Regions from separate parts of the Mus musculus genome. Here regions 1, 2 and 3 are each linked to region 4. The links are chromatin loops, found by intact Hi-C in ENCODE. Cell type or tissue: heart. All regions are shown on one strand. Each heading gives the region's core, and the rest is flanking DNA. Links, peaks and the distances in the headings are about the cores only. Region 1 holds the start of Rnf146 (ring finger protein 146). Region 2 holds the start of Hddc2 (HD domain containing 2). Region 3 overlaps Ncoa7 (nuclear receptor coactivator 7). Region 4 holds the start of Trmt11 (tRNA methyltransferase 11).

Region 1 (7,840 bases), core at 2,602-6,601, 1.2 Mb before region 4:
CCTCTAGGAAAGGTGTTTCCCTTTACTCTGGCTTTAGATAACATGGCTGCCACTATTCCATTCTTCCTAACAGCTTTTATACTCTGTCTTTGTGGTGGGAAAAAGTTCAGTTGTATCACACAGGATTATCAATCCCTCCCACATCCTACTCAGACACTGCCCATTTTCTCACAATGCCATCTGCAGGTCAGAGGGAAACATTCTATTGTCTCAACATGGCTTCCTTTGAGACTCTACCACTGGCTGTGCTGACTTCATCATTTCACTCCATATCATCCTCTTCATGCCATCTTATAGCAGCCCCACACACCTACTTAACTGTCTCTGAGAATGAATAGCCCGGCTTCTCAGATGTCCTTAAACCATGCTCCAATATTCATTTATTAGAAACAAGAACATAACTTCTTTAAAGTATGCATTTTGGGGCCCTCCCACTGTAGATTCTAGGCTAGCGATATTGATAAGTCTTAAAAAACATAAAACTGCCCTTTATTTTCATCTTCTAAACTCCCAAATTCAAATCACTTTACTTCCTCTCAGCAATAAAGTGCCACTTGGCATTGTCATCTAAAACAAGTCCCAATCCCATTCTCAGACGGTAAGTGCTGGCCCTTCCAGATCATTTCCCATTCCCACACCTGCTCTTTAGTATGGAGACGTCTGGCTACTTCCCCATCTTCCTTCCTTTATACAGTTCCTGATGTCATTTCCTTTCCTGGCCAATCTAGAATCATCTGAAAGTTCTTCCCTAACAAAACCCCTGTTTTCACCTCCTTTAAGCACCTACCTCTGCTGAACCTTGCAATGTGTCATTTCAGTTTCCATGCCTTAGCCACTTAATGGTCAGAGAAAATGAGAAGACATTATTACTAACTTCTCTGGCCCTACATACTGCCATACCAAATACTGTCATCTTGCATACTGGACAGACTGGGAATTTCCTATGGACTACTGTGTGACCAGCCTTGAGTTCATTCGTGAAGTCTTTGAGTAATGAGTAATACATTGGAAAAAATGGACCATGGTCTTCCTAAACTAGAAGCCAAACCTAAGTTCTCCAGTCTATTCAATAAAGGCAAATTCCTCAGGAAAACGAAGGCTTTAGGTAGGTCTCTGAATCTAAATAAGTCCCTCTTATTTATCCTTGGCAACCAGCCTTCCACATTATACCAAAGGTATACCAAGTTCTCAATGCTCCAAAAAGCTCTTGATAATTCTGTATATCCTCCTGCCTTTAAAAGTCTTCCTCTTTTATAGTTTATAAAATGCCCAATGATGTTCACTGCACTGCAGAGGAATGGTCACTCAAACTATTTCCCTCTTCTGTATTTTATGTATTTTTCTACTATTGAATGAGTATTGGCATTATTAATTTATGCACTGACTTTTTTCACAGAATCATGAGGACCTGACAAATGTTATATCTTTAAATGGCTGGTAAACTGCCAATCGAGTTATGTTGATTTCAACTGCTTTGTTTAAGTACCACAATACTTACGTCACAAAATACCTGAGTTTCCTCTGAGAGGAAGACGCTCTTCTGGAAACTACCAAATACATAAAGTTAGAGAATCCTTTAAAGAACCTACAATGTAACTGAGCACTAGAGCTACAGCTTGAGAATCTGTCATCTTTCTATCTTTTAGCAAGCACAAAATCCATCTGGCTAATGACTACTTAAGGATTGTCCAGAATGCAGATAAAACCCCAAGAATAAGGTAAAGTTCTTGCCTATAAAATTCTTTTTATAAGAAATGTGTACCCAATTTTTCCTCACACTGAAATACAGTGAAAAAAAATTTTGTTCCTATTTTTAGTTCTCCTTCTTCCATGCATTTACTTACGTACTGCTTCTCTTTAATAAATAACAACTGTTCCTGCCTATTCACTTACCTATCTTGTCCATAAATATTTAATCTCTACAACTGGTTTGTACTTAAATATCAAAGCAAACAGAAACAAAGAAGTTTCGAAATAACCCATATAAATCTTTAAGAACACCTGCATTTTGGACCAGTCCATCCTTAGAACTGTTTTATTCCAGTTATACAAAAATCTTTGGTGCTCATAGACAAACTTTATCAAAGTATTCCATCAACAAAGCAGACTGCAGCTATCTGGGGATAACTTTACAAATGTAAGCAAGATGGAAACAATGTCTCTGTGAGGGCATTGTGCATATATTCTCTAAAACCTTGCAGGTTATGGTGACTTTTCCAATTTCTATATCTCACAGAATTTTCTAAGTTGAGACAAAATGGATTAATAGTCCATTAATCCAGCTACATTAAAAAAACTGAAAAATAGTCATATTTTATTACTTTAAAATTGTAACCACTGAAGAAATTTAAATCATAATTACTTGACTACATTAATACCTAATATAAATATTAGGGTTGATAATGTAAACAATTAGGATTAATTTTAAGCCAGCCAAACTTTTTAAAGATCCACCGTCCCTAGATAATAAACTTGAATAAAATATTGTTTCTTTAAGGAAAAAAAAAGGCGAATCAAAGAAAAAAGATGAACATATCACAATAGAAATAAAAATATAAATGTCAAATTATATACAGTTGGACATTTTCTGCTTATCCTATTTAAAGTTAAGGTGTAATGAAATAAGAGTTACTCAAACAGAATACACTATATAGAAAACATATCAATAGGGGGACTACAAACCTTATTATGTGTATCTGTTTACTTACATATGTCTCTATTATAAACACAAGAAAAATGAGTAGGGGTCAGATGGGATTTAACAAACACATCTTAAAACTTCTTAAGAAAGATTCCCAAATTCACAAGTATGTAACTGTTACAATGTGTCAATTTTTATACTTCATCATCAAATCAGTTTTAAAAGTCTAAGTTAAGCTTGGAAATAAGTGTTCTGTCAAAACCCAGTTCAGTTAAGTGGGGTTCCATACTTTTGAGGGATCTTCTTGCCTTGTGTATGACTGCCCTTAAGAAGCCCCATCCTGTGACTCTATTTACTTTTGTCTCCGTCCTTATACTTAAGTGTAAGGCTTTAAATTCCTTCTCTGCAAAGTGGGCGTTGTATTGATTTCATTAACTCATGAGATACAAATGTCAATTTATATTTATATGTAATACATGTATTCTCATCTAACAGATGTTTCAGGCTGGCAGACATTCTATAAATAAGAAAGTCCTCTTATTAACTGGTGAGTGACCTTTGCCAAGTTATCCCTATGCTTTTGTTACTTTGCTCTAGCCAGCCTCTGTAATTGGACAACTCCAAACATTTTAATTAGCAGGCCTTTAACAACAGGCTTTGTATTAACTAACTAGAAAGGTAAATGAGAGTATACAAAGAAGCAAAGGAAGCTGTAGACTAGTGTAAACAGTGTGTATGCTCAAAAAGACTGTTTCTAATCCACCCAGCAGTTACCCAAGTTCAGACTCTGTGATCAAGAAGGCAACCAAGCAAGGAGGTAGAAAAGACTCGGATCTTCCATCTCTCATACTGATAGGGAAATGTGATAAGTCCTTCAAACTCATATATGGCTGACAGAAAATATGTTTTAAACAGATGGATATGAAAAATTCTTCCTATTATTTTCTTCTTCAAAGTCAAGGAATCATGTTGGATCCAAAAAATAAAACAAAACAAACCCTCCAACAGTTTCAAAGTGGCACTTTTACTAAATGGCATGTCTCCTACAAAAAAAAAAAAATCATTTATGTTTGCATTCCTGTTATCTAATGAACAGTTATTTGGGACATTTCCCCATGACTACAATTCGACTCAGTTCTTAAACAGCACAAAACAGAAACTTTCAAACGTTTAATAACAGGGTTTTCATTCTTTCCCCATTACACACGCCCAATTAAGACATAAATAAACTCTATGATATCCAAGACCCAAGCAAACATATCCAAAACTCCATCTTTACTGTAGCAGTTACTCTTGAGTTTTCTCTAAAATGAGATTTACTTCACCTATTTTCAAGTGTTTCTACAGCTCCCAGACGCTTTTCACGCTCTGCTAGTATGTGTGGGTCGTTTTCTTAATTTGTTCTTTAATATGCCATGTTCTTTAAAAGTCTAATGATACAGATCATTTATTGTTATGTTCTACGCATTCAACTTCTATGACAATACGTGCCTTTCAATGCCCAAGCTCCAGGTGCACATCTAGTTTGCAAAAGAACACACACACACACACACACACATACACAGATAAAATGTAGTTGTCAGAATGCGTGTGCTAACTTACAGTGGGGAAACATCTTACCTAATTATAGAGGACGGTTCCATTTCCACATCCTCAAAAACAATGTCACATAGCCCTTTCTCTTTAAAAAAAAAAAAAAAAAAAAGTCCAGAAAATAAGACAGTGACAACAATGGGGATCCCGTGCGCTCTCAGATGGGGTGGAGGGTTAAGGAGAAAACTCCACATCCAGCAAGCAGAACAAAGCGACTGCCGGAGCTCTCAAGATGCACCCGGCTTGGGAGGCCCAACTGGTATCCCGACACCTCAGGCTGGTTTCGGGTTTGGGGAGCCATCAAAACAAGAACGCTCGGCGGCTTCCGCCAGCGCGAGGAGGAGGGGACGACTCCGGGCACTGGGCAAGACCCAGAGGCACAGCCGCGGCGGCGGCGGCGGCGGCAGGGCAGGCGGAAGATAGCATGCAGCCCGTGGCCGACTGAGGCCCGGTCGAGCCCGCTGGAGCTGCCCGCAGCCTGGCCTGCCTGCGCAGTAATGGCCGGGGCCGCGCCCGTCACAGTCCGGGCTGCGCCAGCTCGGCCTCCCTCCGCGCGCCCGTCCGGGCCGCGCTGGCCAAGGGCGTCCCCGTCCTACCGGCCCCCGACCCGCCGCCGCCCGCCGCGGACTCCGAGCGCCGCCTCGCAGCCAACGAAGCCGCAGTGCCCCGCCGAGGCCCGCAGCCCACGGCCCCCCGCGCTCCTCACCGGTCCGGCCCGGAGCCCACCTCTCGGCCGCCGCCGCAGCCACCTCGCAGTCTTTTCTCCTCCGCTTCGGAGCCCGCAGCGGACGGGGACGCGCGCGGCCGTCACGTGACCGCCCGGCGCTCAAGGGGCGGGGCCGCGCCGGCGGAAGCCACGCCCCCTCACCGTGATCCCGCGCGCGGCGGCCCTGGCTGGCGGTCCCCACGCTGGCTGCTGCTCTTCTCTGTCCCTTGCTGCGACCGGGCTGCTCCTTGTCCCTGTTCCGGTCCTCCCTCACCCTCTGCGTGGCGCATCTTGTGGCCTCCTGGTTCTGAACTGGTGGAGGTCCATCTAGGTGGCTTGTGGGAGGAAGCTAGACCTTCAGTACCAGGAAGAAGAGCCTTTCCAAAACTCAGCCTTGGGTCAAGTCCTATGTTTCCTTTGGCCGTGCCCTTGGAGAGACTACCGCTTGTTCCTTATACAAAAAAGGCACAAGAAAAGTCACGGCGTGGACTGGATGGTCCCCGAGATGCTCCAATTTATTCACCTCACAAATGGCCAGATATGTAATGGGAGAGGGGGTGTGCTGGGGTGTCTTTTAAACCCTAACAGCATAGGAAGCTAGAAGAAGAAATCGTCCCGCGAATCTAGAATAAATTTCATGGGTTAGTTTTATGGCAAGCATATGGTGTTACACATCAAAATCTAGTCCTTGTTCATTTTAACCGGCACATGATCTTTTTCAGAACAGTTTTCTCTACTTGAAGTTGCACAAAATGGACCAGAGAACCTTTTCACCTTTGAAAGTATTTCCGCATTCTGTAACTGTTTGCATTGTGCTTGCAACAATGTTGCATTTTGAGGTTACATCCACTGTTTGAATTCAGGACTGAAAAATGTACTGTGCACCTATTTATAGGGTTTCAAGGCCACTGATCCAAAGGAAGAGCTCATCTGCTTAACATTAATAGCTGTAAATCCAGAGCATGGGTTCGGGTTATTCATTCAGTTGTTATAGGAAATATTATATGAACTTTTATAGCCTGAAGAGAAAAGGTTGTACATCAATGTACGTTGAAAGGGATAAGACATTGAATAGGTGAGTCGATGTGAGCAAGCATGTGGGTCTATTTCATAGGCTTCAGATGTTAAAATATTCTTAATTTCAAAGGGATCTAGCGGTAGGAGGCTGATTCACCTTACTTGAGGATCTGGGTTCAATCCCTAGTACCATTGAGGGAAGGGGTTGGGGGGATTAAAAATGTTGATGGAAGCTACTGGCTAGCTAGGTTTCAACAGTGCATACCAAACAGTAACAAAGATGTTAGGCCAGAAGATACAGGAATTTGTAGCAAATGGTTACTGTGGCAACTATGGGCTATGGGGGAGGAGGGACACAAATATATGTTCTTGTATGCAGCATTCTCCTGGACCACTGTTAGAAAGTTTAGCCAGCCATTCAGTCCACAGGATCTTCCACACAATTGTGGCTTCTTTAGGGAAACAGGTACACTGTGTGTAAATGTCTCTTGGTATCAGCTATTTCAATACATTTTCTTCTAAGTAATACTATTTTTATAACTTTAATTAATGTACAGATATTGAGAAACATGCCATCTTAGCTTAGTTCCCTATCATGTCATTTTATTTTTAATTCCAGTGGTATACAATATATGTATATAATAGTAGCAAAGTAATAGCAAAATTTTGACCTGTTCTTCAAGATTCAAGTTTGAAGAAACAATAGCAGTAATACCAATACAATATTCTGAGAGGGCTCATCTACTCCCTACAATAATCCAATGTCATCCTTTGCTATTCCCATTTTACAGATCTAACACACAACTGGGGTTTGAATTCAGGTAGAGATTCTATGAAGATTTATTTCTGGGTTAGGAAATTTTCCATAAAGAAAGTCCTGTTTGAGAGAGCAAAAATCAGACAGATCATAAATATCTTGCCTAGCCCCTACGTCTATTAGGGAAAAGCTTTTTTATGTTGTCCTTCAGTCTCCCTGGGTGCATAAGAGGCGCGGAATATCTAAGTGCCTGGAGTCTTATTTTGTCTGCTTACTGAAAAACCTGAGACAGACATGAAGTATCAGAAACCTAATAAAATTCTCTCTCAGATTCAGCCCTTTCCCACAACCATGTCAAAACATGCTTCTGTATCTTTGTTCCAACCCATCTTTAGTTTCTTCCTCTTTTGCTGCATATACACTTTGCAAATAATTTCTTCGCTGCCTCTTTCCATCTTCAAAATACACTCAGGATCCTACTACGTTTTATGCTGACTTCTAAACCAAACCTAAGTGAGGTCATATCATACTTCTGAATACACATATACAACCACCTTTGGCTTACCAACACAAAGACAAATCAAAAGTCCCCCTTTTGTGTGTCACCCTACTTTATGATCTCCCATACCTCTTAATCCACTTTCTGTTCCTACAACACCCCTACTCAAACTCTCTGCACATTCTTTGCTGAGAGTTCCCCTCTTTTGATCACTCCCATAATGCATTCTGCGTTCTCCCTCTCCGTCTCCCCCTTCTCTCTCTCTCTCTCTCTCTCTCTCTCTCTCTGTGTGTGTGTGTGTGTGTGTGTGTGTGTGTGTGTGTGTATGTGTGTGTGTGCGCGCGCTCAAATACCTTTGCATTCCTCTCCCTGCCTCTGTTTTAAATTTTCATATCACTCACTATCATTTCTTATTCTCCTTTCCATTTTCTCTCATACGTACAGCAGTGTAATGGATGTTATGTTTAACTCACCCAAATTCTTTGCATTCTCCTCTGGGCCAAAGCATAGAACTCAAAAGAGTGAGACTTTGTGATCTAATTTGTATGGCATGTTAGTTAATCTTTTCAACTTCCTGGGATTTTGAATCAACATGGAAATAAATCTCTGGGCATACCTATCTGGATT
Region 2 (7,840 bases), core at 1,702-5,701, 710 kb after region 4:
GTGCTTTTGCCTTCAAATACCCTGTGGTCTGGACACACACAGGTCCCAGAATGTGTAGGTATAGTCCCAGACAGCTCAACTAAGACTTCCAATTGACTATAAACTGTGTCTGAGTGGTCATCTCTGGTAGACTCCTCATAACACTTTTCTTGCTACTGCCAAACATTAAGCACTCCTCTGACCCTATAATCATTTCCCATATTTCCTTAGTCACTCCCATCAGTAAATGAACACACACAAAAAATCATCTTTCTTCAAAGCCATTCCTTTCTCCTAGTACTCACATGCCCACTTCACTTTGAATGAGTTGTGCTACTCACTGCTGTTATCTCCAGACCCAACTCATTAGGGTGTCTGCTTGCTGTTCTACCATACTGAAAGCTTGCTCTTGTCAAAGTTGATGGAACACATGAAATCTGGCAGTTAAATCTGGATTTTTATCTGATACAACATTGATTTGGTTGATCACCTTCCTGTCCTTAGTTGATTTCTTCTTATTTGAAATATTCTGGCACCCGGTTGTCTTTGAATTCTCTTTCTACTTCACTGTATACTCCCTTGGTCTCCAAAGGTCTAAATATTGGGCTGCTCCATGACTCAGTTATTGGATATCTCCTCAACCATCAAAAGGTCTCATCTAGTTTTATGGTTTTATTGATGTGCCATGCTGTCTTAGTTAGGGTTTTACTGCTGTGAACAGACACCATGACCAAGGCAAGTCTTATAAAAAACAACATTTAATTGGGGCTGGCTTACAGGTTCAGAGGTTCAGTCCATTATCATCAAGGTGAGAGCATGGCAGTATCCAGGCAGGCATGGCACAGGAGGAGCTGAGAGTTCTATGTCTTCATCCAAAGGCTGCTAGTGGAAGACTGACTTCCAGGCAACTAGGGTGAGGATCTTATACCCACACCCACAGTGACACACCCATTCCAACCAGGTCACACCTATTCCAACAAGGCCACACCTTCAAATGGTGCCACTCCCTGGTCCAAGGATATACAAACTATCACACATGGTTTGTATTTTTGTATATTTGATCTTTATTCTGGCTCTTACCTCTCCCTTGACTTTCAAAGTCACCTGTGTTAGAACCTCACCTGCAACAAAAGTAAATGTCTAGTTTCCATCCACCCCACAAGCTATGCTTGCTGATTCATTCCCCAACTCAGCAAAAAGCTATTCTGTTCTTGTAGCTACCAAGCAAAACATTTTAGAATCATCCTTATTCCTCCTTTTCTTTTATACCCATATGTCTTGTGTCATAAATCCTTTAGTCTTACCTTCAAATCCCAAACCCTGACCCAGGTGTTTACATGGATATTGGAAATAAGCAAAATAAACTTATTCTAAGTACTACAATTTCATTTGCAGTCTCCAATTAATCATAGGGAGAAACTAAATTAAAGATTTCAGGCTCTAAGGGAACTGGGACCTTCCCTATAGCTGAACAGCTTCTGTTTTAAGCAAAGAGTTGTCTGAATCCATACATCTCAGGGACAACTTGTAAGGAGACAGTTGTCTGAATCCAGACATTTCAAGGGCAACTTCTTTATCTTCCTTGCAGAATCAAATGAAGTTCTTGTTCCCAGACTCAGAAACCTGGTGAAAATGCCCTTACCAAACCCCTTACGTCAAAATATAATTGGACAGTGCTATAACCCATCCTGTTCCACCTCACTTTATGGTTTCAGTCTTTAAATATGCTGCAGACCTGATAATCAGTAGCAGCATGATTACAATAGACTTTTGTCATCTGCATTGACCTAGTGTCGAATTTATGTTTGATTTAAGTGGACCCCACAACAATACTATTTCAGTATCACTTTAGAATGAGAATTTATCATAGTACTTATAAATTATAATATCAGAGTAATTATAAATGATAATTTATAATTCATACTTTAGCTATTTTACTCTGTTTCCTCCTTGATCATTCCTTACCATCTGTGTTAGTCAGCTTTCTTGCCATTGTCCAAAGTGACTAATACACAATTTAAGGAAGGCAAGGTTTATTTAGCTCACACTGAAAGTGTTTCTAATTCACCATGGTGGAAAAGGTATAGCAGAGCAATGTGGCCCCAGTATCAGAAAATAGAGGGAATGAAGAAGGGAGGGAGACAGAGAGGGGTGAGGGAGGAAAGGTGGAAGAAAATGAGAGAGGGAGGAGAGGAAAGGAAGAAGAGAGAGAGAGAGAGAGAGAGAGAGACTCTATACCTACACGTTTTGTATTTCTGTGCCCCACCCCTATACAATGAAGGTCTCTCACCTATTGGATGGTGCCATCCATATTTAGACAAGTTTGTTTCCTAAGCCAAACTTGTCTAGAAATTCCTTTAGAGACACATGCAGAAGTATGCTTCCTTAATTCCATATGTGCTTTTAAAATCCAATCAAACTGACAATCATAGTCCTATCACACCATCTGACGTATTGGGACATTCTGCTCACTTGTAACTATCTTTCTCCCAACTGTAATCTAAGCCCCGTGTGGCAAGAGTTTGTGTTTTCTCTCTTCGTATTCATCAGGCTTCTGTGTCACTGTTTCCAAATACTGGAGAAAAACAACCTATTGAGGGAATATTTTTTCCCTCAAGGTTTCAGAGGGTTCAACCCATCCCATCATGGTAGGTAAGGGTGGTGGACCAGAACATTGTATCAGACAGGAAGCACAGGAAAGGCTGTCCTAGCATCTCTTCTGATTCCATGATAAAATACCTTGACAAGAGGCAACACAGGGAGAAAGGGCTTATTTTAGGTCACATTCCAGGCTACAGTACATAAAAGCAGCAAGTCACATCACATCTACACATCCACAGTCGAGAGAAGAGAGAAATGAGTCCTTGTGCACATGTGTGTTGCTCTGCTGACTATCCAAATGCAAGGAATAGTACCTCCCATTCTCCAGCTGGGTCATCACTCATCATTAAGACAATCCCTCACAGACACTCCCACAGGCCAACCTAATCTACACAATCTCTCATTGATACTCTTGTCTCATGTGATTCTAGATTGTGTCACCTTGACAATTAAAGCTGATTATTACATTAACCAAAGGAAGATATGGCCCATGGTGCACACCCCAGCCATCCACTTCCTCTAGCTATCCCATCTTCTACTTTAGCCAATAATACTATAAATAATAATAATATAAAACCTTCAAGGGATGAATTCACTCATTAAGACAGAACTACTGTGCTTTAATCCTCTCAGAAATGCCTTCATGGATACACTTAGAGGTGTGCTTTATGAAACCATTGCATGTTTCTCAATCTAGTCAAATTAAGAATGGAGATTAAACTTTTAGTTAGGGTTTTTGTTTTTGTTTTTTGAGACAGAGGTTTTCTGTGTAGTTCCGACTGTCCAATAACTCACTCAGAAAAGGCTGTCATAGTACCAACTGGACCTAAACTCAGATAGTTGTTTGCCTCTGGCCCTGAGTGCTAGGATTAAAGGCATGTACCACCATGTGCCTAAAAAATAGGTTTTAAGAGAGCAAAGATAAAGGATCAGACTTTCACTGATAAATCCCTAGTACTAGTCTTTGGAATAAATTGTAGAATCAAGTGAATACATTGAATATTGACTTGAGTAGTTATTAAATTTCTGTGGTATGCAAACATCAACTAAATGGTCAACATTTAAAGGGACAAGTCAGTAGTTTTTCAGAGGTTTCTCCTGCCCAAGATTCCCCTGACGTGGAAAGCTGGAGCTTAGGTCCAGGTCAGAGTTCTCTCCATGCTATGCTGCTTGTCTCCTCTAGGGTCAGTAACTCACCTAAAAACTGCCTACAACTCTGCCGGCCTCTCAAAAAGCCTCACTACACACCCGAGGCAACACACACTTCTTACATCCCCGAGAACCACTGTGTTCCTTTGCAAGAGATCTTTAAGTAACACCAGTGTTTCAAGACATCTGTCACTCATGAGGTCTCTAGGTGTTTCCTCTGCTCCTATTCTAAGAAGAATGTTCTTTCACTGCTAAATCTTGATGTGAGTGATGGGTGCTGTCAGACCACAGTCTAAGAATGGAGTTGAGCAAGGGGAATCTTGAGTGCTTGTGAGAAAACTCCAAGAAAACAAGGCAAGAGTCTTATGACCACAGCTTCTTGAAACCCCAGAATCGTTCTTGGATTGTGTTTTTTGTACTCCTCCCAAGTATAATGGATAGGAGTGAGTTATTTCAGCTGATATTCTTCATGTGCATCTATGAAAAAAAACATTTTCTTGTCACATATGGCTTGTCTTTGTCATCAAATACTTTACTCATTTGAATCTTCTTAACCCTCAGAGTACAAATTGCTGGATGCTCTGACTAAAGAGCCCCTACTCTCCCAAGTTCACACTGTCAAACTAGGGTGGTGAGCAAGGTGCTATTTAAGATATTCTACTTCCATAAAGTCCTATTTATGATTTCCAGAAAGTTTTATACTCTAAAAAGCCACTTTCACAGGCATTTTTACTGCGATAACACCTGATTCAAACACTCTGATTAGAGTGACTAACAGTATGATTTATAGGGAGAAAGCAGATAGGGACTATATATAAAACCAGGAATAGGGCTTTCTACACCTAGGACCTTAGCATAGCAAGGCAGCCTGGTGGTGCTGGCATTTGAAGCTTGTGCTTTATAGATAACACAAACCACTCACCTACTTCAGTGCTGGAGAGCACTTGGGACCTCATGCACAGCTACACTACACTGCCAACTTTTCATTTCTTCTGTAGAGCTGACTTTAGAATCCTGGATGCTGCTCATGGATGCTACTTCAGTGCTGGAGAGCACTTGGGACCTCATGCACAGCTACACTATACTGCCAACTTTTCATTTCTTCTGTAGAGCTGACTTTAGAATCCTGGATGCTGCTCATGGATGCTGCCTCAGGGTTCTGTAGAATCTACTGAGCAACATTCTATACCAACATTATGCTATGATGACTATACATTTTCTAGTATAGTTCCCGGTATAGTATTCGGGCTCATATGGAAGAGGTGGTAGGTATATCAAGTAGTGAGAAACGAGAACAGACAATGGTTCATTAGAACCATCACCTTTTAGGGCCCTGTAAATAAATAAACCTACTTTGTTACAAATAAAATTGGAATTCCTTTTTATTTCTCTTTCTTCTTGAATCTTATTCATATCCTCGACTCCCTCTGCTTGAATTTGTCCATATCCATTAACTGCATTTAAAAGTTTGTACCATCAAATTGTCAATGGAAACTAGTCAGGTAGTCCTGGAAGATCCTGATCAGTTTCCTGGCAGAATGGATGCTTGTGGTTTCACCATGGGCTTCCTCTTACTAGCCCATTTCCTGCTTCCTCCAAAGTTTCCTGGTATGTCTGCCAAGCATTGCCTCCCTTCACAGGCTTGCCCAGTGCCTTTGTTAAACTGGTTAAGCGAAGCTTCTTATAGCTAGCTCTTCCTGCCAATCAGACACTGGGCTTCTAAGAAGCAAGGTTTGCAGGCATTATCCAGCTTCATCCTCCTTAGGCCTTTCTGCCCTTAGCGTCAAGCTGCGATTCCTGTGAAAGTTGATGGTTACTTGGGCAGAGACCATCCAAAGTCTGAGCACAGACCTTAGTACAGAGAAAGTGCTCTACCAAAGGAGGAAGTGGGGCTGTGAGGAGGAGCCAAAGGGTGGGGAGGAGCTGAAGGAGGGCGGGGAGGAGCTGAAGGAGGGCGGGGAGGAGCTGAAGGAGGGCGGGGAGGAGCTGAAGAAGGGCGGGGAGGAGCTGAAGGAGGGCGGGGAGGAGCTGAAGGAGGGCGGGGAGGAGCTGAAGGGGAATGGGGAGGGGCTTGAGGTTGACACCGCCCAGCTCTTATGCACTTCAGCATGGCTTTGGCCTCGTCCGGCTCTGGAGCCGGGCTGTTGCGTTTTCTGCGTCTAGTTGGGCAGCTCAAGGTGAGCGGGTGGGATCGGCTTGGCCGGGAGGCGGTGCGGCCCAGCTCAGGCACCGACCTCACGCAACCTCCCTCGCTCAGCCCGGCGTTGCTGGCGGGTACGCAGCCGAGGCTGGACCGGGGACTCGTGCACGCTCCATGCCCAGCGCGGCCACAACCCAGGCCATGGCGATGCTGCGGAGCGGCAGCGGAAGGCAGGAGCCGAAACCCCTGCACGTAGGCTGTGGAAACCTTCCTCTATCACCGTGACTTCCGGAACTGTTGGTTTCAGTAAATCGGTTTCAGCGTGCACCAGCCCTTGCTTGGCAGAGCTTGTGCAGAGCCCCCTTTGTTCCAAGATGAGCTGTTCTGTAACACTGCGACTATTTGTGAAATTCGTTAGATGCATAGAACTCCCAGAGAAAATGCAGACTTACACAGGTTGAGAAGTAGTGAAAGGCTTGACTGCCATGGAAACTCCTCCAAGCCATCTGAGTTAGAATTGGAGAGTCTGTCACATGTTGCATGTACAAAATATTCTATTATTGTATGAAATGAGTTTTTGGACGGCACAAACCTACTACTCTCATAGTTAGGAATAATACTGGGGCTTTGCTTTGCATTTTTCCTAACTACACCACAGATGAACAGCACAGGCTGGCAGCCTGGAACTTGGGTCTTCACCTGTTGAGTTCTTAGATTCCAGGCGTGTACCACCAGGCGTACCACCAGTTTTGCTTTTATGTCTAAAAACTTTTTGTGTATTATCCCATAGTTATACTTCACTAGCACAGAGTAAAGACTATTGGACTTTTGTATACTTTTGAACATTTTTGTATATTTGTGAATTGTCCACTCACTAGTGAGATTTCAGATTTTTATCGATATGATTAGTTTAAATGAAACATTTTTAAAAAAATAGGTTTGAAACCACGACTCAGCTGACATGTGGCTCTGTGGCCATTCTCTGGCATTTTCTTGAAGAGCACCTGTCATTTTTTGTTGTTGTTCCCAGGGATAGTGTTTTGTTTAATTCCTTATCTTATTTATTAGAGAGTTCCACGGACTGGCTGGGTATACAGAAATGTCGAAAAGCCAGAAAGCGTGTCAGATCACATGTACCGGATGGCAGTTATGGCCATGGTGACCAGAGATGACCGTCTTAACAAGGATAGGTAAGTTATTTGAACATTGATGCTTATGAAGGTTTCTGGACTCTGTGTGAGGATGACTTCAGTTGTAAACTATAGTAAGTTTTCTGTTACATTCTGCGTTGGTCTCAGGGGAAACAAGTGAGAAGTTAGGGCCTTAAAGGGTGAATATGTGTGAATTGTATCTTTGCATTAATTAGTATTTACTTGGCTTTGAACTATCTGCTTTTATGAATAATGATAGCCATTTCTGAGGCCATATTGTTGAACTAGTGTGGCAATAACTACATAGGAGCTATAAAGAGTTAGCATCTCTTTAGATCATCAGCAAGTTTTTGTTTTTGTTCTTTTTAATGCTTGATAATCACAAGACAAGAGTTTACAAAGAAGACAGCAAATGAATTGCACAGGACTGATGTGGCTTCAATAAAAATTACAAAATAAGTTAGGGTAGGAAATTAGCCAGTTGTTCCAGTAGCAGGGAAGATCTCATGTTCTTGGTTGGTCTTCACGGGTTAGATGGCATCTGAGCTAAGTGACATAGGTTAAGAAGTAGGGAAAGGCTTTGCATATAGAGTGTCCAGAAACAAAATCCTGGTGGTGAGAAGGTAATGGAGTACTTTGGGGAATAAAAGGAAGTAAGGTTGACTACAGGGATGTTTTTGGGGAGCCCAGCAAGTCCTGTTGCTCTGCAGATAGAGTAGAACTTAGGGAACTTAGAAACAAAAACCACAAGACAAAAATGAAAAGTCAATTGGAGATATGAATGAAGTTGGTTAGAGATTTTGACCTGGACCAGAAAAAA
Region 3 (7,840 bases), core at 2,622-6,621, 120 kb after region 4:
TTCTATGAAATTCTTGGACTTTAGAAACAAGAAGACCCTTCAGCTTCGAAGTACTTATAAATGCCATGAGGTGAAAGAGCAGCAAACAAACACATGAGACAGGCATTCCTCCCAGTGGAGAGTCTCTCAATATCTGTCAATCTGAGGATTATACAATTGGTTAAATACTGCATCAAAATGAGGGGCTAGATCAGGGTGTTGCAGGAACCAGGATACAGTTTAGATTCATGTTCATCACCATGTATTTTCAGCTTAATTCTTGTGGTATTTACCACCAGTTAATATGACCTCTTTTCTTAATGCCAAAATTTTGATGTATTTCATTCATATTAAGAATGAGGCTCCCTTTCCAGGAGCGGTTTGTTCCAGGAGATCTATGGTATAAGCAACATGTTCTTGGACAGTTGGCGTGTTCAAGAATGTCTTGTCTTTGAACTAGTCTCTCTCTATAGCTCTGGCTATTCTAGAATTCACTATATAGACCAAACTCTTCTAAAATTCACAGATATTGGCCTGCTTCTGCCTTCCAATTGCTTAGATTAAAAGTATGTGCCACTGTGTCTGGCCTTATGACAAAATTCCATAGTTTTACTTAGAACTATTTTTCAAGCCATTTATCCATGACCCATAAATCCTTCCTACAGTTAACCTACATTTTCTCCTTCATCTTGCCCTACATATGGTGAACTCCTTTGATTTCTATGCTCAAATAAGTGTTTGCACTCCTGAATGCAGGCTTCTGGTCTCACAGAAGCTTCGGTTGCTTCTGTTCCCATGTATTTTGTCTTTTCATGCAGAATGTGTGTGTATGTGGTTTTGGTTTTTTTTTTTCCCCCTCAGACTCTTCCTTCAATACCCCCCACATCTGACATCTTCCTTCATGTCACTTTCCTTTTTAACTACATTCCTGGTTATTTTACAACAATAGTACTTAGGTGATTTTTCGGACTAGAAATTGAACTAAGTCTTGGACCTACAATCGGGTTCTTTACCACTGAGACTATCCCCACCCCCTTAGGCTCTTGACATTCTTTTCACATAAAAGTTCATTTTAATCTTATACCCTTCTAATCTTTAAAATCGAAAGGACAAGAAGGCTTTACACTCCTAAGCTGAAGGTCATATATTAATGGCCTGGCCTATTTATGTTTGGAAATAAACTTATAAAAATAATATAACCTTGATCTAAGCCTGTGAATTGAAACAAAAATCAAATAACAGATACGAAACTCACCCATGTGGTTTTAAAAAGAAAAAACAAACCCTTAGAAAAAGTGTTAAGTTGTGTGGAAAGTTGTGGTTGCCACTATGGGAAAGAACCCAGTTGTTGGTTGCTTTCATATTTTCATGAGAAACAAAGAATCTATAGCAAAGGATCAGTAGAAAATTTCAGTTTTTTTTACTTTTTCTTGTTAATCTTTTGAATTCAGGATGAAAAACTGTAATGAATGTAGTAGACTCAGTAGGCTTGTTAAATGAGAAACTACATGAGGCTGATGTTAAGATAAACACATTCAACCACACACCAGGAAGCTCAGCAGAATTACCATGAATCTGAGGCCAGCCTGGGATTACACAATGACATCTCAGGAAAAAAGAAAGATGGAAACAATAAAGGAAAGGAAGCATCTAAGGATGGAGGACAGGAAAGGCGGTGAGGGAAAGGGGAGGGGCCTGGGAAGGAAGAAGGGGAGGAGCCTGAGAAGAAGATGAGCTACATTCATGACAAATGATCTCTTTAAGCAAATCTTTGGTTTTGACAATCATAAAATGCCAAGCTCCTTCATATGAGTCCTTCATCTTCATTATAATGGCTTCCCAAATAATATTCTTTAAAGTAGGTGGGAGATGGTAGTGCATGCATTTAGTCGTAGCAATAAGGAGGTAGAGGCAGGTGGATCTCTATGACTTCAAGAACAGCCTGGTCTATAGAGTGAGTTCTAGGACAGTCAAGGCTACACAAACTGACCCTGTCTTGAAAAAAACCAAAATCTTAACATTTCTAAATTGCTCTCCAGGATTTCTGGCATTAATGCTTGTATTAATTAACACATTATGTTATTTTAATAATTTACCTTATTCAAAATTGCCTTATTTTCCTGACATAAAATCCATCTCTTCTTACCCTTGTACTTCCATAGATATGTTTCAAGTGAAGAATGGTCTGACATTGAAATCTATGGCTTTTTCATATTCCCATTCTACCTGTGTGATTTAGAGGGGAAGATGTGCACTATTTTAACATTAAAGACTAATGAATGAAGTGTTCTTTTAAAGTAAAAGTATTTTATAGCCAACTTACTAGAGTTTGATGCTGCAATAAATTAATCATCTTTTGGGAGGTTTAGAAGTGTTCTGATGAATTGTATAAAACTTGGCTTGGCATGGTCACACACATCCTTAACCTGACGTGACAGCGGCAGAGAAGCAAAGGCAGGATTATCTCTCTTGAGTTCAAGGTCAGCTTGTTCTACACAGTGAGTTCCAGGCCAGTCAGAGCCACACAGTGAGACTCTGTCTTTAAATAATTTTTCTAAAAACTTAATAATAGCTAATTTTAAAAGCACAGTAAGACACAGAATTATCAAACAATTTCTTGTTAAAAAATTATTCATTTTTATTTTATATGTGAATGTTTGGGCTGCATGCATGTCTGTGTACCACATGCATACAGTATCTGAAGAGGCCAAAAAAGGGTATTGGATCCTCTAGAACTAGAGTTATAGATAGTCATGAAGTTCCTTGAAGGTACTGGGAACTGAACCTGGGTCCCCTGTAAGCTCAGCAAATGTTCTTAGCCTCTAAGTCATCTCTCCATCCCCTACAAAACTTCTTAAGAGTTTATACCATATAAACAGAGTAAGTGAAAGCAGTCCTACATATTAGCAAATATTAATGCAAGCACAGAAAGGTTGAATTCACTTGTTCTAGAAACATTCTGATATTTACCTACTTGGTGCTGTGCTAGGTACTAGATCTCAAATTATATGATACAAACTGTCTTAATATGATTACTTCCTTTCCTAATCTCTTCTCAAAAACAGAACAGAACATTTACAGAATCAGGACCATGTTGTTATAATGAGGCAATTCTAGTGACTCAGTCTCTCCATAATATTCTTTTGCATGTTATCACTGTATAAGGAGATAGCAATGACGTATTGCTCAAGGCTGCAAGGAGTCACAGATAAATCTATTTGAAAAAATAAAAACATTTTGTCAAAATATCCTTCTTTAGTTCTGGGAAATTACATTGTATATGCAGAATGGGCAACAATTGGAAGTAACTGCTTTCAACAAACTCTGTACTTGCATAATAAATATTCTTTTTACAAGGCCTTTGCTTTTGCTTTGTCATGCTATTAAGTTCTGCTTTTCCCTGTATGCTAATATTTGAAATAGTTCTTTAATGCATAAAATTCAACAAATAAAGGAAACAATCCTGCAGGGCATCATGGCACAAGGAGGCAGAGGAAGGTGAGTGTGAGGCCAGCTTGCTCTACATATTGTATCCCAGTATAGCCAGAGCTACAGAGTGAGACCCTGTCTTAAGATTAAAACAGACAGGCAGGCAGGCAGGCAGATAGACAGACAGACAGACAGACAGGTAGGCAGACTGCTTTATACTTTCTGTACCCAGATAGGTCAACTCTCACCTATACCTTTTTCCATTATGCACTGCTAAGTTCATGTTCTCTCTTAGCACCACTAGCTCATTTTGACCTCTGTTCCTGGGATCGCATCTTTTACATATAGATTTCACCTCACATCTGTAAAAAAGCAATAAACAGGCATCTCTAGGCCCCTTGAGAAAAATGACTTAGACTTTCAAAATCTCATCTCTAAACACAAAATCCTTCCTCATTCCTGAGTTCAAATTTGTCATGTACTGACTGCTCTTTTTCTTCCTCATGCACGATACTAATTAGCATATACTGTTCTACCTGTGAGCAGAATCTCTCCTCAGCACTTCATTTCCCTAAGGGCTTGTCTCTGATCAGTACAGCCTGCCTTCATCAATTCAGATTCGTCTGGGAAATAATGGCACTTCCCCCAACTTTCTTTGAGTTTTACCAGGCAAATCTAAATCCTTAGCAGACAAGATCCACCCACTGTCAAGTCCCCTCACTATCTGGCCACTTAGGAGCAACACCGAAAGAGGCAGTGTTCTCTAACAGGAATGACTCTTAGCTCAAGGTCTGATGCTCCCCCTAGTGGTATAGAACTACATCCTGGGATGGGACTCTGAAAGGCAACAGACTCTACGAGGCTAATCAAATCTGAGTGGGCTGAGTGGGCATTTGTCAACTATGGAACTATGGTCAAATGTGGTTAGAGCAAATGAAGCCCCACCCAGAGGTTTGATCCCAGCACTGGAGTCTCCTGATGAAATTCCCCAAATATCCAAACCAATGGCCATTACTGTCATTCTTGAGGGTTGATATAATGGCATCTCTTACTATTAACAAGGAAAACCACACAGCAATTTCAACTAAATGACTTCACTGTTTACCAATATCCTGTAGACTTATCCGGAAATGGAGCCAAATATTACAAGAGTATTCATTCATCTATATGTTTGATCTTCTACAGAATGCACATTTAAAACACATCTGTCAGGATAGGGAGGTAACTGAGTGAAGTGCTAAAAGACCTGAGTGCCAATCTCTATTATGTAAACTAAGAAAATGTCTGGCCTGGAGGTTGAGGCACATGCCTTTAATCCCAGCACTTAGGAGTCAAAGGCAAATGGATCTCTGAATTTGAGGCCAGCCTGATCTACAGAGTGAGTTTCTCAAAATCTACCCACTCCTCCACACATACATATACAAATCTGGAAGAATGGCCCATTTTTATAATCTCAGCACCAGGAGGCAGAGCTAGGTAGAACTTTGAGGCTTAGAGGCTAGCCTACCAGATGAGTTATAGGTCCGTGAGAGACCCTGTACAAAATACAAGGTAGATGGTGATGAATAGCACCCAAGATTGGTCTCCACTCACACAAATGAACACAGATATGTCCATCATATATGCAGACACACACACAAAGAGCACCTGTCAAGGTGGAGACACTATAGGGTCTAAATCATCTGCAACCAGAGAATGGTTACACTGCACTGAGATGGGACAATGCTTGTCAAGGTCATCCTGCACTGCACTGAAGTGGGCCAGTGCTTGTCAAGGTCATCCTGCACTGCACTGAGATGGGACAGTGCTTGTGAAGGTCATCCTGCACTGCACTGATCATCCATGAAAATGGTTGAGAACTGGCTTGGCCTGGACAGAGACAGGAAGGAAGTGTCAGAACAGAAGGTAACTGAACGTATTTTGTGAGGTAAGAGTGAGTAAGCAGGATAAAGACAGGGATGCCATTTTAAACTCAACAACACACTTTCAACAGATTCCCCTGCAGTAGAAACAAACAAAGCAAGAAGTCAATCAAAATAGGACTCAATACAACTTTCTTAATTCTCTTCTTCTCAGAAGTCGTGGAGTATACTGATGTTTTAGATTTTAATTGTAAGCTTATTAATTACTTGAGAGCCTCATTCACTAGGGTGGAATGCACAGTGTTTACAAACACATTGTATTGATGACTTGACATTAATGGCCCCCAACTTATCCATAGGTCACTTGCCCTCTTCAGTACTAGCAGCCCCATGGTCATGGCTGAGAGCAGATTCCTCATCTGTCTGTTAGATCAATGCATATGAAGCAGTCCTCGCTGCTACCTCAGTGCAGTGTAGCGTGACCTTGGCAGGCACTGTCCCACCTCAGTGTAGTGTAGCATGACCTTGACAAGCACTGTCCCACCTCTTGTAGTATAGCATGTCCTTGACAAGCAATGTCCCACCTCAGTGCAGTGTAGCATGACCTTGACAAGCACTGTCCCACCACACTGTAGTGTAGCATGACCTTGACAAGAACTGTTCCTCTGACTTTCTCACTGCTGTGATAATACACGTCACCAAAGCATCTTAAGGAAGGAAGGGGTTAAGTACAGTCACAGTTTAATGTAAAGACCATTCTGATGGGAAGTCAAGGTTGTGGGAGCCTGAAGCAGCTGGTCATGTTGCCTCCTCAGCCAGGAAGAAGAGAGGAGTGGATATTTGTGTTCAAGGAATGGAACTGCCAGTTTTTAAGATGGATCTTTCCACCTCAGTTAACCTAATCAATAGAATCCTTGGAAAACATGCCCAGAGGCTAAATAATGCCTTGCAGATGTGCCCTGGACGCTTGTATCATAGGTGATTTCAGAACCTATTAAAGCAGACACGCACCATCATACATGTAGCATTAGGCCCATTAAGAAGTTATCGTAAACATGGTAAACGATATGTTTCTCTGCAAGTCCACCACAATCTGGAGCAAGATTATTCAGGGTCTACAGCAAGTTCAGGGTCACCAGATCTGCCTACTATTTTGCACTACTTCATCTCATGACTTTAGCTGCAGGATGTTCTCTGAGCACTACTATATCTTTTTCTCTCTTTGCCTAGCAATATCAAACCAAATTTCTGATTCTTAATATCCTCTCTTGGCACGCTCTTTGAACTATACTCAGACCTGCATATGACAGAACAGTCGGTATGAGATGGGTACAGCTAGTTGTGTAAGCCATTATTTCCTGTTCGTTTGCAGCAATGGCTAGTCTAAGAAACTCTAAAACATTGTGGACTTATTCTAAATGAGGGGTTTTGTGTTTAGTGGTTGTTTCTAGCTGACACACACTAGGCCTTGTCTCCTCCAAATATTACAATCACAACTCTTAGTACTTTTATGGACCTATGTATAGCCACTAAGGAAAAGAAATAAACCTGGCTCAGTGGGCAAAGTGCCTGCTGTATAATTGGAAGCCTGAATTTTGATTCCCAAAACCCATGTAAAAAGATGAACATAGTGCTGGTCTTCTGAAACTCCAGGGCTATGAGGCAGAGACAGGAGGACTCCTGGAAGCAGGCCAGCCAGAGAGAGACTTCAGGCTCAGTGAGACTTGGTCTCAAAAATAAAGGAGAGAGCAATAAAAGAAGATTCTGAAGTCAACTTCTGATCCCTAGCAACCACATCTACACACACACACACAAACACACACACACACAAGCACACACACAAAACAACAAAAACATGAGAAAAAAGTGCATTTCTCCTACAGGGAAATGTTCATCAGCACAAAGCATGTGACAGACACACTACTAAATGACAAGTGTCCAACAGTGAGTGGAGTATGTGAGTTTACAGTTATCCTTTCATTTCATATAACATATATAATAAGAGTATCATATAACATATACAGTAAGAGTCAGAGACATGGAGTACTTACTCTAAATGCTGGGCTGTTGTTATAATGTTATCTTATAAATCATAATTTTTGAAAAATCATTACAGATTTTAATTTTTTGAGGGTGGAAGTTTTGTTTATATTTTGAGATATGGTTGGGCTTATCTACCCATGTAGAACAGGCTAGCCTGACCTCCCCATGTAGACCAGGTTGGCTTCAAATTTGTGATGACCACATCTAGCTTACAAGTTATTACAATTTGTTGTTGCTTTTCCTGTTAAAGCTTTGAGACAGGGCCTTAGTAACCTGGGCTGGCTTCGGTTTCCATTCCTCTGGCTTCTTTTTCCTGAGCATGGAGATTTTAGTTCCATGCTCAGCCTATGACAGCTTTTTAAAGAAAATACTCCCACGGCGTCACAAGTACTTACCAACACTGTAGTATCTCTTCAGTTCCGTGCGCCTGATTTCCTTTAACTGGTTACTTTTTCTCTTCTTTTTGTCATCAGTGCTATGGTCCCCCTCTGCTGTAACGTTGAACTTGTCTTGTTCCAAAATGTCTG
Region 4 (7,840 bases), core at 2,167-6,166:
GTGTTCCCACTGTGCCTGCGTGTATATTATGTGATTACAAATATATTCCCATAATTCAGTATAATTTGTATAAAATAAACCTAGTTATTAAAATAAACTTTTACTCTAGCAGATACTCAAAAATTTGGATTAACTCTTTTTATCCAGATTATACAAAAGATACCAATCTCTAATAATAAGTACTGAAAGCTCTTGATTCCATTAGTATCTAAAATGTCCTATAGTACAATTAGCAAGGATTAAAATAACTCAAAAGGGGGTTATTATTACAGAAACTCTTCTGAAGTCCCATTTCTAACCATTCAAATACGCATAAGACAGAGCACAAGCAGCTGTAAATATAGGAGGAGCCACAGTCAATCTACTTGAACATACGTTCATTCTAGGTATTTTAAATGCATGTTCCTTCATCTGTTACCTCCACTCTGTTACGCCAAACAGTGCTCTTAATTACTTAAGCACATGTCACACGTAAATGCTGTAACAGATACGGGAAAAGGAAAGAAAGTACATCTTGATGGATCATGATGATTTACAACTTTGATATAATCCACAAGTTTCTTGGTTAAAGATCTTAACCACTATTCCTCTCCTGAAAACAGCTGCCCTGACCGTTTCTCAGCCGCATCTACAACAGACACTGGCAATGAGCATTCCTGGCCCCTGTATGCACAACTGTGAGGCTTGGCCAACTGGGGCAACTGTGAGCAAGAACTCAGGAAAGAAGCTGTGTCCACAGAGACCAATGACTGATGAGAACTGCAGTGCCTGTGTTGGGCTTCCTTTAGCATCCTCCCCGTCTCTGTGTAGAAACTAACATACTGCACTAATAGATAAAAAACGCTTGCCCCGCCATGCAAAAGCTAAGGATGTCGTCCGATAGCATCTCAGGCCTGTAAAGATGCTTCCTGCATCTTGCTACAAACCACCTCTCTGACGTATAGTAGGACATATTTCAGCTTACCTTAATTTATGACTTCCTTTGTTCTGTAAAACCAGGAGAACTGCTTCATTGCAACACGGAATTTGGGGTAACCTAAATATGTGTTCCCAGGCCATAACCATTCAAAATGGCTCCAAAATAAACCACCTCCTATTCCCTTTAAAAATAAATAAATAAATAAATAAAATCACCTTACCTTTCCATAAGTTTCCTGACTGTTAGTGAACTGCCCTCCAAACACCGATAGTAAAGACTTTATTTCCTGTATTGAAAAACATAGAGAAAATATATGTTTGTTACGGTCTGAGGCAGAAATGTCCCCCAAGGGCTCATGTTTTTCAGGTCAGTGCTTAGCTTGAAGTATTACTTTGAACACTGGAGAGTATTTAGGAGGCCGTGGCTAAGTCCACCACTAAGAGGCAGGCTTTGAGAATTATTCCCACGATTCCGACCCACTCCATGTTTCTTAGTGTGTGGACACGCCGCTTCCTCACAACCCAGCCTCAGACCATGCCACTCTGCTACACCTCCAACTGCACTCTCCAAAGTCATGAGGCAAAACAAAGCTCTGCTCTGTCAGGTTACTTCTGACAAGTGACTAATGTGCATTTTCAATCCTTTAAACTGAGTCTGCAGAGAAAAGCAGGTCTAATGATAGAAAGAAAGGGGAAGGGGATATCTACTTGAGGCATATTGCAATTGTCAGCATCAGGCAATTGTAACATAGACTTCTGAGATTTTTATAGTCCTAACCATGGTTATTAGGTCATAGACCTGAGAGATTTTATACATGAGCTACAAAAGGATTTCATCAGAAACTGTTCTGTCCTGATTTAGGGAAGTAAAGAATTTTTTTTTACAGATGCTACAGATTAGTAAATAAAATAGTCAACAATAAAAAAATAGAATGAATTATTAAACATGATTTGAAGATGTTTGAAAAAGAAATAATTAGCTAGGGAGCATAATTGTGAGTTTGAAACGTGTAAGGACATGGCTAACCTTTCAGTGTAGTAATAAAACTAGAAAGAGTTAACACCAGTTTTGTTTGTTTTTAAGATTGTCATATAACCAAGGCTGCCTTGACTTCTCGATTCACCTGCCTCCACTTCACAAACGCTGGGATTACCGGAGTGTACCACTATACCTGCCCAGAGTGAACATTTTAAATGTAACATGCATGTCATGAGGAAATTTGATCAAATGCATACATCCTTCAGGCAACCTCTTTGTTCTGATAAACACAGATTGACTGTAAAAATACCTTGCTTTGTCACACTGACCAATTGCTTAAATAAGATATAGCAAGTGAACTCTATCCCTCCACATTGGCCCTATGAGGAAGTAACTAAGAAGATAAGTGTCCCCGATGCTGGTTGCCAACACTCTCCTTCCCTCCCTTCCAGAAGGTCTTTACACCATGACCATGGCCATCAGGAGGGAGTGATACCATCACTTCCTACTCCAAATCACAAACAATGGGAGATGTGAGCAACAAATGCCACCTCTAGTTCTCTTTGGGTATGTATGCATCAAGTTGTTTCTTGTACTAGAAGGTGTTTGGTTTTAGCAAGAATTGGGGGTGAATGGTGAAAATAAATTGCATGGATATCCCAGAATGAAAAGATGTGTAAGAGGTGGGGACAGAACCTCCATCTTAGCCACAAAACACATACACTCACTCCTACTCATCCCCGTAAGGAGGAGGAAACCTCTGTCCTTATGTCTGACATGTTGCATGTCTCCTGCCAGTTTTCCTTTAATGTCCAAGCTTCCAAGCATCTGTACTTGGCCTAGCACTTTTTTTTTAAAACCTGTGGGTACACTCACAAAAGTAAGGGAGGCCTTGTGCCAACGGAGGCCAGAAGTGTAGGCACCCCTGGAGCTGGGGTTACCAATGGCTGTAGGCAGTATCCTGACACAGCTGCTGGGCGCCAAATTCAGGTCCTCTGGAAGAGCAGTGTTCGTAACCAGTGAGCCAACTCTCCAGTTCCAGTGTCTCACCACTCTTTAAACATGAAGTTGAAGAAATCTCATCCTTTCCAGGTTTTCTTACGCAGAAAAATGAAATGCTTATCACAATCTAGATTTGTTCTCACCTCCTACATTGCCACTCTATCCTGTTCTCTTACTGCTGACACTAGATTAGTTTCTTAATCATTTAATATTCCAACAGATTCTTATTAACTCCAGTCTTATTGCTCTCGAGTCCTTCCTTCATTTTACTTTCTATTAAAAAACAATCTAATTCTGCCTCTTTACTTTTAAACTGTTTAATTCCTCTTCCAAGCTATAGTGTCCTCAAGTCTGTTTTCTCTGGTCCATCAGCCTACTTCTCTCTCTTTACCACTCTGCTACGTAGCTGGTGACGAGCAACGAACAACAGTTTATACTTCTAATGGACTTATTTCCTTGGCCCCGGTAACTAATACTGTAGCTCATATGTCACCCCCACCTTGAAAGGCAACATCCTTCATTCATCAATGGACAAAGATTCCCTTTTTAAAAGGCCCCCATACTTTAAAGGTTCCCACTAAGAACCCTCCATCATTGCACTTCACAAAGTTATGGCTATGCTCTCGCGTCCGCTAGTCCTGAGCCTAAGTAAACATTACGCTCTTTAAGGGCAGAGCTGTCAGTCAGCGCATCCTTGCCGTTCGGTGCACGCGACTTCAGGCGCTGTAGAAAATGTCACTTGAGTAAATAAAAAAGCTTCCCCCTCCCCAACTTTATTAAGTTCCACCCCAAGCCTTCCATCATGCCTGAACCTATATCGACACTCCTCACACTCCACCGAGAGCCCCCATGGATGTCTCCATTCTGCGTCGGGTCAGGTTCACCTGCTTAACTGCGGCGCCAGGAGCACGTGCAGAGGGGTGAATGGCAAGGCTCCGTCCTGGAGAAAGGCTGCCGGGGACATGGTCCGCCCAGCGGCCTCATCCCCGCCCCAATCCAGGCGCGCGCCGCTGCCCGCAGAGACCCCCCCCCCCCCCAGCCGGCGCGTGAGGAGTGCGAGCCTCTGCGCCCAGCACCCAGGACGGCTCACCGGTAAGCGGAACTCCAGATGCTCCTGTGCCATGAGCAAGAGATAGCGATTCAAGGAGCCCGGCAGCGCCATTGCAGCTACTACCGTGCGCCTGCGCGGCCTCCACGGGCCCGCCCCCTCCTCCTCCTCCCTAGAGCCAAGTTTCCGCCGAGCCTCATCCCGGAGCCGGAAACGGAAGCACGACAAGGAACACTGGCGGGTGGCACTTTCTAGGAAGGGGCGCTAAGGGCAAGAGTGAGATCCTGGTGTTCCCACCGTCTGTGGCTACCCTAGCACGCTCCCCTTGTGAGATGCATTGTTTTAAGAGGCAGGCTGCAGTGATCCCGCGCAGTTCCCCAGGGATACTCCACTTGGAGTGTTCTTCTGACTCCTCCCTCTGTTCTTCAGCTCAAAACTGGACCAAAACTTCACTGTTAAGTGTAGACTCTTAATCGTTCGAGATTCAGCCTCACCTGCTTGAACACTGAGTGTACTTTTAGTGATTTTGCAAAAATTTTTCAAGAGCTGTCAAGGACCCATCTCGGGTTGCTCTGTATGGAAACAAACAAACAAACAAAAGCCTTCCTCAGACTTGCACTCCGTAATTATGCTATGTTGTTCCAGGCACACAGTAAATCCACAGCCAGTGGTAGATTAAAAACATTGGTGAAAGTTACCCTAATTACTCAGATGGGCCTAATACCATAACAGTTTGCAAGAGACATGGCTACCTATACATAAGCTCGACAAGTATCATTTCTGCTCAAAGTACTGAACCCTTTGTACTGCTGAGGCCTGTATTTTTGGGTTTTGTGTTCCACCTTGGTAATGCACAGCATATACAAGTATCCTGTGCCAGAAATATAGTTGATGCTTATTGGTAGTGATCAAGACAGCCAGCACACAGACAGTGGTGACCCTTGTTACCCAAACCTCAGTTCCATTTATTATCCCTATGCTCTCAGCGAATTTTGTAACATCTGTGAGCTTCAATATTCTTTTAAGAACTGGAGTATTGCATCCTACAGATAATAGCTATAAGTACTAGGTGTTACAATATTCAAACTTCAACGTATACTCTATTGCATGGGACCAATAAATAGCATTGGGAAATGTTTTTTGTTGTTTTAAATGAGAATTTCTGCTTTTTTTTTTTAAAGAGAGATTTGCCTTTGTTAGTGTTGTTAAAAATCCTTTCACTGAGGACAATGTAAGCAACAGCAACCATGTCTACCAAAATCCCAAGAACAAAACAAGGCACATTATCACCAAAGTTCACTCCAATGAGCAATGAGTTTATTGGGTTTCCTTCTAGAGAATCGATGAGGACTCACTCACCTGGCTATGGGCACTCCTACCCTAACAGGATACACCTGAAAAGCTTTACCCAGCAGTGAGATGGGCCAAGGAGATGGATAGACGTTGACTTCCCAGCATTCCCACTCTCTAGTGTAGTACCTACAAACCAGCTACAAGGACTTTCTGTTGGATCTATCTGCCTTTCTGGGTTCTGACTCTGAAGGAAGTACTACTATAATCACAAGAGCCAAATCCTTAACACTATCGAGCCCCTCTCCTTGAACCCCGCCCTCCTCCCCCCCCCCCCCCCCCGTCAAAATAAAAATCATTCTGATAATTAAAAGGTAAGTTATTTTAGTTGTTAGAATAATACTCAAAAATGTAAGAACACTTTTACAAACGACTACATAAATGAAAATTCAGTAAAATATTAAGTTAATTTTTGTTTAAACTAGTTTTCATATATTCCAGACTGACCTAAAACTGTCAAGCTCTTCACCCCTCCCCCTCCTGAGAGTTGAAATTATAGGCCTATGCACAACACCTAGTTTAGGATTTCTCTTCATTTGCATTTATGAAACTTGACTAGAAAACTAACACAGATATGCAGTTATTGCTGGACTTTATAACTGACCATATCTTTTTTTTTTTTTTTTAAAGATTTATTTATTATATGTAAGTACACTGTAGCTGTCTTCAGACACTCCAGAAGAGGGAGTCAGATCTCGTTACGGATGGTTGTGAGCCACCATGTGGTTGCTGGGATTTGAACTCTGGACCTTCGGAAGAGCAGTCGGGTGCTCTTACCCACTGAGCCATCTCACCAGCCCCTGACCATATCTTAACAGTATCATCATGAACAAGAATGACACCCACAGACTCATATGTCCGAGTACTTAGTCACCAGGGAGTGGAACTGTGTGAAAACGATTAGGAAAACTAGGGGTGGCCTTAATGAAGAAGAGTGGAGGAAGTGTGTCACTAAGAGTGGGCTTTGAGCTTTCAAAAGCCCAGAACAGACAGTGTCTCTTTCTGCCTTTGGATCAGGATACATGTCTCATCTACAGCTCCAGAGCTGCCTGCATGCCATCATGCTGATAACTAAACCTCTACAACTGTTCACAAGCCCACAAATAAAAGTTGCCTTGGTCATTGTATTCTTCATAGCAATACAACAGTGACTAAGTCACATTACTAATCAGCTTTGCTTTGAAGTGCCTTCATGGATAGATAACACTTAACCGGACACTACCAAAAAGGCTAAATAGATTTTAATTGTAATTTGATTATTTATCTTTATGAGTGAAGAAAGTGTACACTAAAAATGTTCTTTTAAGGATTTTATATTTTATTTTTGTTATCACCAGTGTATGTGTCCATTTACAAGGCATGGGGAGAGCAATACATAAAGGTCATTTGTGCAGGTCAAAGGACAACTTTGTAGACTCCTTCATTTTCTTGTTGCACCTGTCCAGAGGTCCAGAGATCCCACACAGGTGGTCCGTCAGGGTTTCCTCACCTAGCAGTAAGCAACACATCCCTGCGCCCCTGTGAGACAGTATAGACCTATACAAACAGAATCAACCGGCTAATTACCCCTTAACCACCTTCCCTGTACTATCATTCATGGGACCAATTGCATCACTGCAAATTCACAGCGGAAAAACATTCAAAGATTGCACTTTTCCCAAAGTTTGTCATATTTTTACTACTATAGAAAAAATTGTCAGCTATATAAATAATCAGAAAGCTATTACACAAGGCAGTGTTGTAAAACCTATAAATCTAATTTTGAGAACTCACAGACCCTTACTCTATTTCTAGTGAGTAAACTGACATTTAGAAGTTTGTATGAATTAACAGTGGAAACAGAACTCAAGGTTTTCGGCTTTCCCATCATCAGTCTGCCTAACACTGAGCCTTGAATTTCAATATCTGCTACCTACTACATATTCTTATCAGAGGTCTCCTGGCCACTCGTCTGGACATTACCACACTTCATAACACACTAAGATTTAATAAATTATTTTTGTCTTAGTCCCATAGCATCGGTAACCAAACATAGGATGAATGGTATTATTTCTTTAGTCCTGGATCCCAGTGTGTTTGTTGCTCATTAAATATTAAAAATTATTTGCTAAATTAATGAATTTTAATCATACTACACAACACTTAACTATAGATATTATAATCCAGCACTGCAATAAATGGTGTGTTACTTAAAATTGCAAAATAGTATGCCAAAACAAACAATCAAAAAACCCCAGAAATCTTAGTGGATCTCTATGATCTTTATGCTTCTTTCTTGGTGCATGCAGGCACAACACTACTAGACATTGGCACATTGTAGAATTGGCTTTCACCACCTCAACCTCTCTTCACTCACTACTGTGTCTGATGAGACCTCCAGAACAACTCCCAAAAAACTCTATCACTGAATGATATGCCAATAGTATTAGCAGTATGCTATCAAGGTAAACTTCTTTATCTGTGTCTCTATTTCAAATCGAGTATTTTTTGTAAGTGTTGATCAAACCACTATTTACTTTCATTTTCTTTTGATAAAAAACATA

What was found. Peaks named below come from ENCODE experiments on the same cell type or tissue, not always from the same donor. Only the 100,000 strongest peaks of a DNase experiment are listed, where the experiment ranks them.
Region 1: a loop joins it to region 4, with 2.4 times the contacts of the local background. A loop is called at or near these places in 2 of 42 quality-filtered maps.
Region 2: a loop joins it to region 4, with 3 times the contacts of the local background. A loop is called at or near these places in 18 of 42 quality-filtered maps.
Region 3: a loop joins it to region 4, with 2.6 times the contacts of the local background. A loop is called at or near these places in 9 of 42 quality-filtered maps.

The regions. Positions count from the first base shown.
Region 1 is chr10:29,357,024-29,364,863 of GRCm38, forward strand. It overlaps Rnf146 (ring finger protein 146), which reads right to left and starts at 5,419. Exons shown (of 4, transcript NM_001110197.1): 1 at 4,941-5,419; 2 at 4,262-4,322. Gm30698 reads left to right here and starts at 4,373. Exons shown (of 2, transcript XM_030245425.1): 1 at 4,373-4,646; 2 at 4,681-5,600. The coding sequence starts at 4,373. The coding sequence ends at 5,486. In heart, for the core only: no CTCF peak of the experiment used is centred there; a DNase peak (open chromatin) is centred at 5,028; H3K4me3 peaks cover 2,804 bases; H3K27ac peaks cover 1,835 bases.
Region 2 is chr10:31,307,578-31,315,417 of GRCm38, forward strand. Hddc2 (HD domain containing 2) reads left to right here and starts at 5,828. Exons shown (of 6, transcript NM_027168.2): 1 at 5,828-5,906; 2 at 6,938-7,059. The coding sequence starts at 5,838. In heart, for the core only: a CTCF peak has its summit at 3,745; a DNase peak (open chromatin) is centred at 5,444; H3K4me3 peaks cover 332 bases; H3K27ac peaks cover 383 bases.
Region 3 is chr10:30,714,938-30,722,777 of GRCm38, forward strand. It overlaps Ncoa7 (nuclear receptor coactivator 7), which reads right to left. Exons shown (of 16, transcript NM_172495.6): 3 at 7,709-7,840. Among named protein-coding and RNA genes, the nearest start is that of Ncoa7, 84 kb to the right of the region's middle. In heart, for the core only: a CTCF peak has its summit at 4,209 (motif pointing left); a DNase peak (open chromatin) is centred at 4,224.
Region 4 is chr10:30,596,601-30,604,440 of GRCm38, forward strand. It overlaps Trmt11 (tRNA methyltransferase 11), which reads right to left and starts at 4,100. Exons shown (of 13, transcript NM_028604.3): 1 at 3,990-4,100; 2 at 1,140-1,205. The coding sequence starts at 4,061. It overlaps Gm20300 (predicted gene, 20300), which reads right to left. Exons shown (of 1, transcript NR_045008.1): 1 at 6,595-7,840. It also overlaps a transcript of Hint3 not described here. In heart, for the core only: no CTCF peak of the experiment used is centred there; a DNase peak (open chromatin) is centred at 4,141; H3K4me3 peaks cover 2,033 bases; H3K27ac peaks cover 1,398 bases.